Linked DNA regions of Homo sapiens: region 1 is linked to region 2. Evidence: read pairs that join two places in POLR2A ChIA-PET (ENCODE). Cell type or tissue: A673. All regions are shown on one strand. Each heading gives the region's core, and the rest is flanking DNA. Links, peaks and the distances in the headings are about the cores only. Region 1 has its middle 12 kb from the start of NPHP4. Region 2 overlaps CHD5 (chromodomain helicase DNA binding protein 5).

Evidence for each region. ChIA-PET counts read pairs that join two places held together with the same protein. Peaks named below come from ENCODE experiments on the same cell type or tissue, not always from the same donor. Only the 100,000 strongest peaks of a DNase experiment are listed, where the experiment ranks them.
Region 1: POLR2A ChIA-PET joins it to region 2 with 12 read pairs; 3 of 35 experiments call an interaction of 5 or more read pairs at or near these places.

Annotation. Positions count from the first base shown.
Region 1 is chr1:6,001,440-6,006,813 of GRCh38, forward strand. It overlaps a transcript of KCNAB2 not described here. Among named protein-coding and RNA genes, the nearest start is that of NPHP4, 12 kb to the left of the region's middle. RefSeq lists an enhancer at 1,405-2,119. In A673, for the core only: no CTCF peak of the experiment used is centred there; a DNase peak (open chromatin) is centred at 2,542; H3K27ac peaks cover 730 bases.
Region 2 is chr1:6,116,627-6,122,000 of GRCh38, forward strand. CHD5 (chromodomain helicase DNA binding protein 5) reads right to left here. Exons shown (of 42, transcript NM_015557.3): 32 at 4,868-4,947; 33 at 4,479-4,611. Among named protein-coding and RNA genes, the nearest start is that of CHD5, 61 kb to the right of the region's middle. In A673, for the core only: no CTCF peak of the experiment used is centred there; no DNase peak of the experiment used is centred there.

The DNA.
Region 1 (5,374 bases), core at 97-5,096, 120 kb before region 2:
GGATGCCTAGGAGAGGGTCTCCCCAACCCTCTAGCAACCTGATAATCATGATCACCGGTTGTTGGAGTGGCCTGGCCACCTGCTGGGCTGTATGGGTGCTGAGGGCCTGGCTGAGCCCCGTGATACACCCATGGGGGTGGGTCTCTGAAGAGCAGTCTGTGTGAGCAGCAGGAGAGGTGGCACCTCAGGTCAGGGGACGCTTCCCCCCAGGCTCTGGAGGGGACAGGATAACACCTGTCCCCAGGCTTGGCGGAATTCCTGGTCTCTAACGCAGCCCGGAACACACAGAGAAATGATCCAGTGTGGGGCAGTGTTGCTCACATGGTGGTAGGACTGGGTCCTAGGCTCCTGGAGCCAGCGGCCTCAGAAAGCCCCTCTAGGTTCTCTGAGTCTTTGACACTGTGCAGCCCAGACTCCTCATTTTATAGACAGGGAAACTGAGGCCAGATGACTCATCCTTGACAGAGCCGGGATCATGGTGCAGCTCTCTGACTGAGCCCCCTCGATGTCCTGTAGTCTCTCCAAGCATGCCCTGCAGTGGTCATGACTGCTGACATCTGTCCCTGCCTAGACTGTGGGCCTCGTGAGGACAGAACATGCCTGCTGTCCCCATCACCTCTGTCCCCCAGCTCAGCCTGACTGGTAATGCCCCGGCCATGTCATGAGGCCTTGGAACCAAGCCTAAGCTTCCTACAGGCCAGCAAACATCGTCCCCAGCACTGGCTCCCTGATTTCATCTCCCCTGGCCGTGGCAGGCAGAGAGAAGCCTTCAGAACCAGGGAGGACCAGAGGGCTCCTGGCCCAACGGAGGCCAACTGTGACACCAAGGGATCCTCCCCAAGGGGTCTTCCCCGCCAGATACAATCCTGCTCTGAGCACCCTGAACAACAGGCAGTGCCCAAGGGAGGCCAGAGACAGCCGTGGCCTCTGGGGCCTGGCACTCAGCCAGAGCTGGCAGGAGGCGGGGATGCACCTCCTGCAGCTGAGGTTGAGACAAAGCCAGGTGCCTGCCACGGCAGCTGTGGCCTGAGCTGGCATCGGTGGCTGATGGCCACAGACTCCCTGATGCCTGTCATCTGTACTGAGGGCTCTGTCCCAGCCCCTGAACCGTACGTGATGCCCACACCACCGATGAGGACACAGCTTGTGTTTTTACAAACGAGGCACTTAATTATGTGGAGGTAAATCCTTTGAACTGCAGAAACCATCCCAGCACGTCCCCATCAGGTGTTCCCAGGTGGCAGGCAGAGAAGGCCAAGGTCCCTTGAGTGGATTTCCAGGGGAGCTGAAGGGCTACGGCCCTGCCAGGACTGGGAGGTACTGGGAGGGGCTGGACAGCTGAGAGCGGCTGCCCCCCTGCAGGAAGAGGAGGCAGGCGCTTCACCCGACTCTGGACGACGCTGACAGCAGTGTCAAGGACTCTGCCGTCACTGTTGTCCTTTGAGTTGGCAGCTGCCCTGTGTTGCAGATTTGCTCTGGCTCTGGCCCCCTGCTTCGTCCCCTCCACACATTTGTTCTTAGTCCTCAGCTCCTCCCGTCTCTGTGTCCCGGGTGAGAACAGGTCCTAGACCTTGTCTCAGGTCACACAGCTACCAGAGGACAGAGCTAGAACATGACCGCAGCAGACGCCTGATCCTGCGCCCCAGGCGACCCGTTCACGGGGCGGGCGCTCGCCCTTGGCCTCGCTCCTGAGCCACAGTCACCAGGGTGCCAGGTAAAGGGAAACCACATGGGGGCGAGGCCAGCGCACAGCCCCAGCAGCCTGGCCCCTGCTGGCTGCAGGGGCTCCAGAGCCTGTGCTACAAGCCCGGGTGGCCGGAGCCTCCTGCGGGATTCCCCATCCCACCCCTGGAACTTGCTTTCCCTGCTTCCCACACACAGATCCTCCCCACCAGAGCAGGGTCATGGGGTCAGAGGCAGGGTCCGTGTGGTGTGGAGCAGGGGTTCCTCCCCACTCGCTCGCTCGGCTGCCTTCAGCCCCTGCAGACACGCAGGCACCGTCCACCTTCTCCACTCTTAGCGCGAGCCCTGCCCCAGCCAGGAGCACTCACTGAGTGGCCACATTATACCCTCCCGTTTGTCTATAGTTCACTTAAACATTATTTCCTGGGAGATCCGGCAGCTCTTCACTCTTCCGAATCAGGCTGTGGGAAACGTTTGTGTGCATCTCGCTTTATTTCCTCTCTTGAACTATTAGGATAAAGTCACAGAGGTAGGATTCCTGGACCCCAAGCTCTGGACCTCTACTACCCAATTTCAAAAAGGTCGTAGTATATAGCTCATGTCCCAGAACCAGCCACGTCTCCTCGTCGTCGTTTCACCGCAACCTCGCCAGCAATGAGTATTTTCATTTAAAAATGTTTTTGTCTGCTGGCTATGTGATTGCAGAGGCATGGCTGGCCCCAGCTTGCAGCGGTCGCTTCTGCATCTCTTTTTATTCAGCGGGGCCTTTAATGGATGTGGTGGAGTAAAGCTGCCTTTCAAATTGCTGCCGCAGCGCTGCCTGGCAAGATGTTAATCGTTCATGCCCTGTCACGTGGTCATGGGACGGTAATCCTCTTTGAAGCCATTTGTTATTTATTCTTACAGTCCCCCGGAGAGCAGGGAGGAGCCCCCAGTGCCTGGATCACAAACGCAAATACAGAGAGGGCTGCAGACATTTCAGCCTCGAGGTTGGAGCAGAAGCAGGGCTGGGGCCCACCAGGGTCCAGACCCCTAGTAAAGAGGTCACTTCCCACAAAAGAAGGTTGTTTGTCTGCTTCTCATAGAACCTGCTCTGGTTAGAGGGTTTTTTTTTTTTTTTAAGAGACACGATCTTGCTGTGTTACCGAGTCTGGTCTGAAACTCCTGGGCTCAAGTGATCCTCCCGCCTTGGCCTCCCAAGTAGCTGGGACTGCAGATGGGCATTGCTGCACCCAGCTTGGTTAGAGGGTTTTTAAGCCTAGGGGGTGCATTTGTTTCCTAGTACCACAAGCAGGGTGGCTTGAAACAGCATTATTTATTCTCTCATGGATCAGGAAGCCAGAAGGCAAGGTGTGGGCAGGGTTGGTTCCCTCTGGAGACCGAGGTAGCATGTGTTCCAGGCCTCGCTCCTGGTTCCTGGTGGCTGCCCGTAGTGTTCCTTGGCTTGTAGAAACACCCCCCCGAGATTCTGCCCCCATCGCCACATGGCCTTTTCTGTGTCTGTCTCCTCTTTTTATATGGACACTTGTCATTGGATTTAGGGCCCATCCTAATCCAGGATGGCCTCATCGCAGGATTTCCACCTTAATTACATCTGCAAAAACCCTTTTGCCAAATAATTCCACATCGACAGGTAACTGGGATTATGACTTGGGTGGATCTTTCAGGGAACACAGTCCACCCCACACAATAGGTTTCTACCCCCGAGTCCCACCTCCAGCCCCGTCTCCCTCCAGAGTCTGGCTGCTTCTTCCTCATCAGACAGTTCCTTCCCTCTGTAGGGATTGCATACAAGTGTTGCTGGCTGAGGGGTGAGGGTGGAGTGGGGGGATGTGGGAGCTGAGCTGAGGGATGAGGGTGCAGGCAGAGATCTGGGAGCTGAGCTAAGGGGTGAGGGTGGAGTAGGGGGACGCGGGGGCTGAGCTGAGGGGTGAGGGTAGAGTGGGGGACATGGAAGCTGAGCTGAGGGGTGAGGGTAGAGTGGGGGGATGTGGGAGCTGAGCTGAGGGGTGAGGGTGCAGTGGGGGGACGTGGGAGCTGAGCTGAGGGGTGAGGGTAGAGTGGGGGGATGTGGGAGCTGAGCTGAGGGGTGAGGGTGGAGTAGGGGGACGTGTGAGCTGAGCTGAGGGGTGGGGGTGGAGTTGGGGGATGTGGGATCTGAGCTGAGGGGTGAGGGTAGAGTGGGGGACATGGAAGCTGAGCTGAGGGGTGAGGGTAGAGTGGGGGGATGTGGGAGCTGAGCTGAGGAGTGAGGGTGAACTGGGGGATGTGGGAGCTGAGCTGAGGGGTGGGGGTGGAGTTGTGGGTTGTGTGAGCTGAGCTGAGGGGTGAGGGTGGAGGCGGGGACGTGGCAGCCCAGCTGAGGGCCTTGGAGCACACCTGGTAGGAAGCCAGCCTGTGGACCTGGAGCCGACTGAGGGTCCCCCCTACCCCCCATGAGTAGGAGTGGGATCCAACCTGGGTCCCCTCTCTCCCCTCCTGCTGGTGTATTTGTAGTTGGAAGGCAGCACACCCTCCTGGCTCAGAGAGATGGGTTTAGTGGCCCGGGGAGGCACGGAAGCCCAGGTCTGTCTTTTCCCAGCGGTCACTGTGAGGATGCAGGGCCCCCACGTGGGGAGACAGGGCACAGCCTCCCATTGGGGCAGATGGGGGTCTCCCTGCCCAGGATGCCGGCCGGAGTTTCCCCTGGCAGGGACCACGGGTGCTGTGACTGGAGGGAGGTCCCAGGGCTGGCACCCTGGGGCTCTGTTCTGATGTTCTGATCCATTCCACCCTCACCCCTCAGCTCAGCTCCCACATCCCCCCACTCCACCCTCACCCCTCAGCTCAGCTCCTACATTTCCCACTCCACCCTCACCCCTCAGCTCAGCTCCTACATTTCCCACTCCACCCTCACCCCTCAGCTCAGCTCCCACATCCCCCCACTCCACCCTCACCCCTCAGCTCAGCTCCTACATTTCCCACTCCACCCTCACCCCTCAGCTCAGCTCCCACGTCCCCCCACTCCACCCTCACCCCTCAGCTCAGCTCCCACATCCCCCCACTCCACCCTCACCCCTCAGCTCAGCTCCTACATTTCCCACTCCACCCTCACCCCTCAGCTCAGCTCCTACATTTCCCACTCCACCCTCACCCCTCAGCTCAGCTCCCACATCCCCCCACTCCACCCTCACCCCTCAGCTCAGCTCCTACATTTCCCACTCCACCCTCACCCCTCAGCTCAGCTCCCACGTCCCCCCACTCCACCCCCACCCCTCAGCTCAGCTCCCACATCCCCCCACTCCACCCTCACCCCTCAATTCAGCTCCTACATTTCCCACTCCACCCTCACCCCTCAGCTCAGCTCCCACGTCCCCCCACTGCACCCTCACCCCTCAGCCCCACTCCACTCCCACCCCTCAGCTCAGCTCCCACATCACCCACTCCTCCCCTACCCCTCAGCTCAGCTCCCACATCCCCCCACTTCACCCTCACCCCTCAGCTCAGCTCCCACATCCCCCCACTCCACCCTCACCCCTCAGCTCAGGTCCCACATCCCCCACTTCACCCTCCACCCCTCAGCTCAGCTCCCACATCCCCCACTTCACCCTCACTCCTCAGCTCAGCTCCCACATTCCCCTACTCCACCCTCACCCCTCAGTGCTCTGTCAGAAGCGCTACCTGACCACATCCCTCCTCTGGGCTCTGAGTT
Region 2 (5,374 bases), core at 303-5,302:
GCCTTCTCAGCATAATGAATGCCAAATAAAAAAAGGAAGAATATCTGCAAAGTGCTGAGGGAAGATCCCTATCCCATCTTCAATTGTACTAACTATTCAAGAGTAAAAGAAAAATAACAATGAGAGAATTTACCATTCCCAAAAAAATTGCTGAAAGCACCATTAAAGGTGTACTTTAGGAAGGACTTTGAATGAAGCAATGATGAACAAATAGGCAAACACAAACTGGTAAGAATGTGAGAAGATCTAAAAAAGGATTAAAAATTTAGAAATAAGCATAACAACAAATTTGGGAAAGTAAAAACAAACTGAAACTAAAATACTGGGCAACAGCATCGTGGCAGATGAAAGGGAAGTGAGTTAGAGCTAAAGCTATCTAAAGTCCTCATATTACTCAGGGGTATACATGTTAAAAATGTTAAGAGTACAGAATGAAATTGACTATAAACCTTCCAAATGAGTTGAGGGGGAAAAGAGGAGATATAAAGAAAATTTGATCAATCCAAGAGATGGCAGGAAAAGAGAAAAAAGGAGAAAAGAGAAGGGTAATATATAAAGTACAAAATAAGATAACAGAATTCCATCCACATATCTAGTTATTACAACAAATGTAAAGAGATTAAACTTGCCAGCTAAAAGATAGGGACCCTATAATTAGATTTTAAATGATGAATCCCCTATACACCGTCTACAAAAGATAGACCTAAAACATTACAAAGAGATTAAAAGTGAAGAAATGAAAGAAAATATTTGTAAATCATATATCTGATGAGGAACATGCATCTATATAAAGAACTCATACAAGCCAGGCACAGTGGTACACGCCTGTGATCCTAGCTACTCAAAAGTCTAATACTAGAGAATTACTTGGGCCCAGGACTTCAAAGCCCTCCTGGACAACATAGTAAGGCCCTGTCTCTAAAAGTATTGATTAATTAATTTAAAAAGAACTCTTACAATTCAATAATTTAAAAAAATCCAATTTTAAAGTAGACAAAGGATCTGAAAGGACATTTCTTCAACAAATTATACACAAATAAGCCATAATCACATGAAAAAATATTCAACATCTTTATGCACAAAGTAAACTCAAATCAAAATGACAATGAGATACCACTTCTCACCCACTAGGGTGACTATAATCAAAAAGACAGATAATAACAGGTATTGGCAAGTATGTGAAGAAACTGGAACCCTCACACATGCTGGTAAGAATGTGAACTGATGCAATACACATGGAAAACAATTCAGCAGTTTCTCAAAATGGTACAGAGAATTACCATATGATCCAGCAGTTCTACTCCTAGATATATACCCAAAAGAACTGAAAACCTAGACTCACACAAAAAAATGTGTACACAAATGTGTACAGTAGCCAAAAAGTGGAAACAACTCAAATGTGTATCACTATGAATGGATAAACAAAACAAAACATAGTAGATCCATACAATGGAATATTATTTGGGCATAAAAAGAAATGAAGTACTGCCTGTAATCCCAGCACTTTGGGAGGTCAAGGTGGGAGGATTGCTTGAGTCCAGGGGTTCAAGACCAGCCTGGGCAACATGGCAAAACCCCGTCTCTACAAAGAATACAAAAATTAGCCGGGCGTGTTAGCATGTGCACCTGTAGTCCCAGCTACTTGGGAGGCTGAGGTGGAAAGATCGCTTGCACCCAGGGGGTCAAGGCTGTAGTTAAGCCAAGATCATGCCACTGCACTCCAGCCTGGGTGATAGAGCAAGACCCTGTCTCAAAAAAAAAAAAAAAAAAAAAGGAATGAAGTACTAATATATTCCACAACATAGATGAACTTTAAAAACACTATGCTAAGTGAAAGAAGACACACAAAGGGCCAAAGTACTGCATTATTCCATTGGTATGAAATGTTCAGAATAGGCCAGTCCATAGGACAGAAGTGATTGCCAGGGGCTGGGAGGAAGAGGAAGAAATGGGGAGTGATTACCAATGGGTAAGAAGAATTTATTTTTGAAGTGATTAAATGTTCTGGAATTAGATAATGGTGATGGTTGCACAACTCTGGATGTACTAAAAATAACAAATGGTATACTTCATTACTTTTTTTTTTTTGAGACAGAATTTCGATCTTGTTGCCCAGGCTGGAGTGCAGTGGTGCCATCTCGGCTCACTGCGACCTCTGCCTCCTAGGTTCAAGTGATTCTCCTGCCTCAGCCTCCTGAGTAGCTGGGATTACAGGTGCCCACCACCACGCCCAGCTGATTTTTGTATTTTTAGTAGAGACAGGGTTTCACCATGTCGGCCAGGCTGGTCTCAAACTCCTGACCTCAGGTGATCCACCCACCTCAGCCTCCCAGAGTTCTGGGATTACAGGTGTGAGCTACCATGCCCGACCTGAATGGTATACTTTAAATGGCTCAACTGTATGATATGTTAACTATATCACCATAAAGCTGTTATCTTAAAAAAAAAAAAAGGAATAGAAAAAGGCGTAACAAATATATACTAAACAAAAGAAAGAGCAACCCAAATCAGCAAAAATAAACTTTTTTTTTCTTTTTTGAGACGGAATCTCGCTCTGTCACCCAGGCTGGAGTGCAGTGGTGCGACCTCAGCCTCCCAAGTAGCTGGGACTACTGGCGCTCGCCACCATGCCCGGCTAACTTTTTTGTATTTTTAGTAGAGACGGGTTTCACCATGTTCGACAGGATAGTCTTGAACTCCTGACCTTGTGATCTGCCCACCTCGGCCTCCCAAAGTGCTGGGATTACTGGCATGAGCCACCGCACCTGGCCCAAAAATAAACTTTTAAGCAAAAACTTTAAAGAGGGATAAGAGGGTTATTACACAATAATTAGAAGCACACTTCACAAGAAAAATATTAAAAACCTGAACAAATATGCACCTGACAACCCAGTCTCAAATGATATGAAGCAAAATCTGGCATTATAAGAAAGAGATTAATCCATAATCATAATGAGAGATTTTAACACAAGTCTCTCAGAAACTGACTGATCAAAGCAAACCAAATACTAGTAAAGATATTAAAAACTTGAACAATATAATTAGCATGCATTATCTACTGACCTAATGCGCATATATATATACGTGTGTGTATATATACGTACATATATAGGTACATATGTACGTACATACGTGCGTACATACGTACATATGTGCGTATATACGTACGTATGTACGTACATATATACGTATATATATACGTGTATATGTATATATGTGTGTATTATATATATATATATTTTTTTTTTTTCTGAGATTGAGTCCCTCTCTGTTGCCCAGGCTGGAGTGCAGTGACACGATCTCCACTCACTGCAACCTCTGCCTCCCAGGTTCAAGCAATTCTCCTGCCTCAGTCTCCTGAGTAGCTGGGACTACAGGTGCATGCCACCACACCCAACTAATTTTTGTATTTTTAATAGAGACTGGGTTTCGCCATGTTGGCCAGGCTGGCCTTGAACTCCTGACCTCAGGTAATTCACCTGCCTCAGCCTCCCAAAGTGCTGGGATTACAGGTGTGAGCCACCATGCCCAGCCCTAATGCATATAGTTAGAACCTTAAACCCAGCAATTAGGGAACAGACATTTTCTTCAAGCACACATACATCATTTACAAAATCTGACCGTATCAGGCCAGAGAGCAGGTTTCAACAACCTCATATAGACTCATGTTTTCAGACCACAATGCAATTGAGTCAGAAATCACTAATAAAAAAGTAGCCCAATCACCCCCAATCTCTGTATGGTAAGAAAAGTTAAAGACCAACGGGCAAGGTGGCTCATGCCTGCAATCCCAACACTGTGGGAGGCCGAGGTGGGTGGATCACTTGAGGTCAGGAGGTCGAGACCAGCCCAGCCAACAGTCTCTACTAAAAATTAAAAAAAAAAAAAAAAAAATGGCCGGGCGCAGTGGCTCACACCTGTAATCCCAGCACTTTGGGAGGCCGAGGCAGGCGGATCACGAGGTCAAGAGATCGAGACCAGCCTGGCCAACATGGCAAAACCCAGTCTCTATTAAAAATACAAAAATTAGTTGGGTGTGGTGGTATGCACCTATAGTCCCAGCTACAAGAGATCGAGACCATCCTGACCAACATGATGAAATCTCGTCTCTACTAAAAATACAAAAATTAGCTGGGTGTGGTGGTACACGCCTGTAGTCCCAGCTACTAGGGAGACTGAGGCACAAGAATCACTTGAACCCGGGAGGCGGATGTTGCAGTGATCCGAGATGGTACCACTGCATTCCAGCCTGGGTGACAGAGCGAAACCCTTTCTCCAAAAAAAAAAAAAGTCCATTAAGTCCATGTATAGAGGCCTGAGCTCCTGGCCTCCCCTCACCAGGGGGCCTGCAGAGGGTTGGAGTCTACCTCTCTGCCAGGGAGAAATGAGCGGAAGTACAGCCACCTGCCCTTCTCTGAACCCAGGCCTGCTGAGGCCAGACATGGCACTGGGGTGGGTGGCCTGCAAGAAGCCCCAACCTCTCGGCAGCTGCTCCGGGGAGGGCGGGGCCTTCTCCGTCTCCTCTGGCCGCTCCTCTCGGGCTCTCTCCTTGCTGGCTGGGCTCTCGTGCTTGTCCTCACTCTCCACTCTATCCAAGGCGGCTGGAAGGGCCTGCAGAGGAAAAGCCAGGAGAACTACAAGGCCTGGGGCCTCACCAGGAACGGAGGGCGGGGAACGTGCGCTGGGCTGGGAACCCAGTCTCCTGGCTCCCGTCGCTTGCTCCTAGCCTGCTCCCCGCCGATTCAGAGCCCCGAAAAGGGAGCCAGGAGGCCTGGGTTCCACCTCGCTGTACAGGGCCTGAGAAGGTCCCCAGACCCAACCTCCACCCCACACACACCACAGGCCCAGACGCCAGCAAGTTCCACACCTGGACTTCCAGGGGCTGCCTTGGCTTCTGTGCCCCGGGGTCTTTCTCATCCATGTAGCCCAGCTGGGCTTCCATTTTGTCTGAAAGATCAAGGGAAAGAGCTGAGACAGGTGGGCTCAGACGGGAAGGAGTAGGGCAGGGAGTGGGGTGGCAGAGAGGAGAGATGGGGGCTTGGCCTTCGGGAGGCTCCACTGCAGCCAAGCACCTCCAGGAGAGACAAGCAGGATCCCCGGCTAAGTCAGAGAGGCCAGGCCAGGCCTTTGACTCAGGAGTGCTTGGAGGACCTTGAACCCAGTAAGACCAAAGTGAGGGGCTGTCAGGACGGGGCCGCACACAGCCGTGGCTGCTCATCTGGAGGCAGGGAAGTGAGGCAGATGGAGGCCCAGATTGGGAGCCACGACACCCGCTCTGGTCCCAGCTTTCGGGCGGGCTGGCTGGTGTGTGCCTCTGGACAGGGGGTGAATTTCCTCCCTGCCAAGCCAGCCGCCAACACACTGCAAAGTGCTG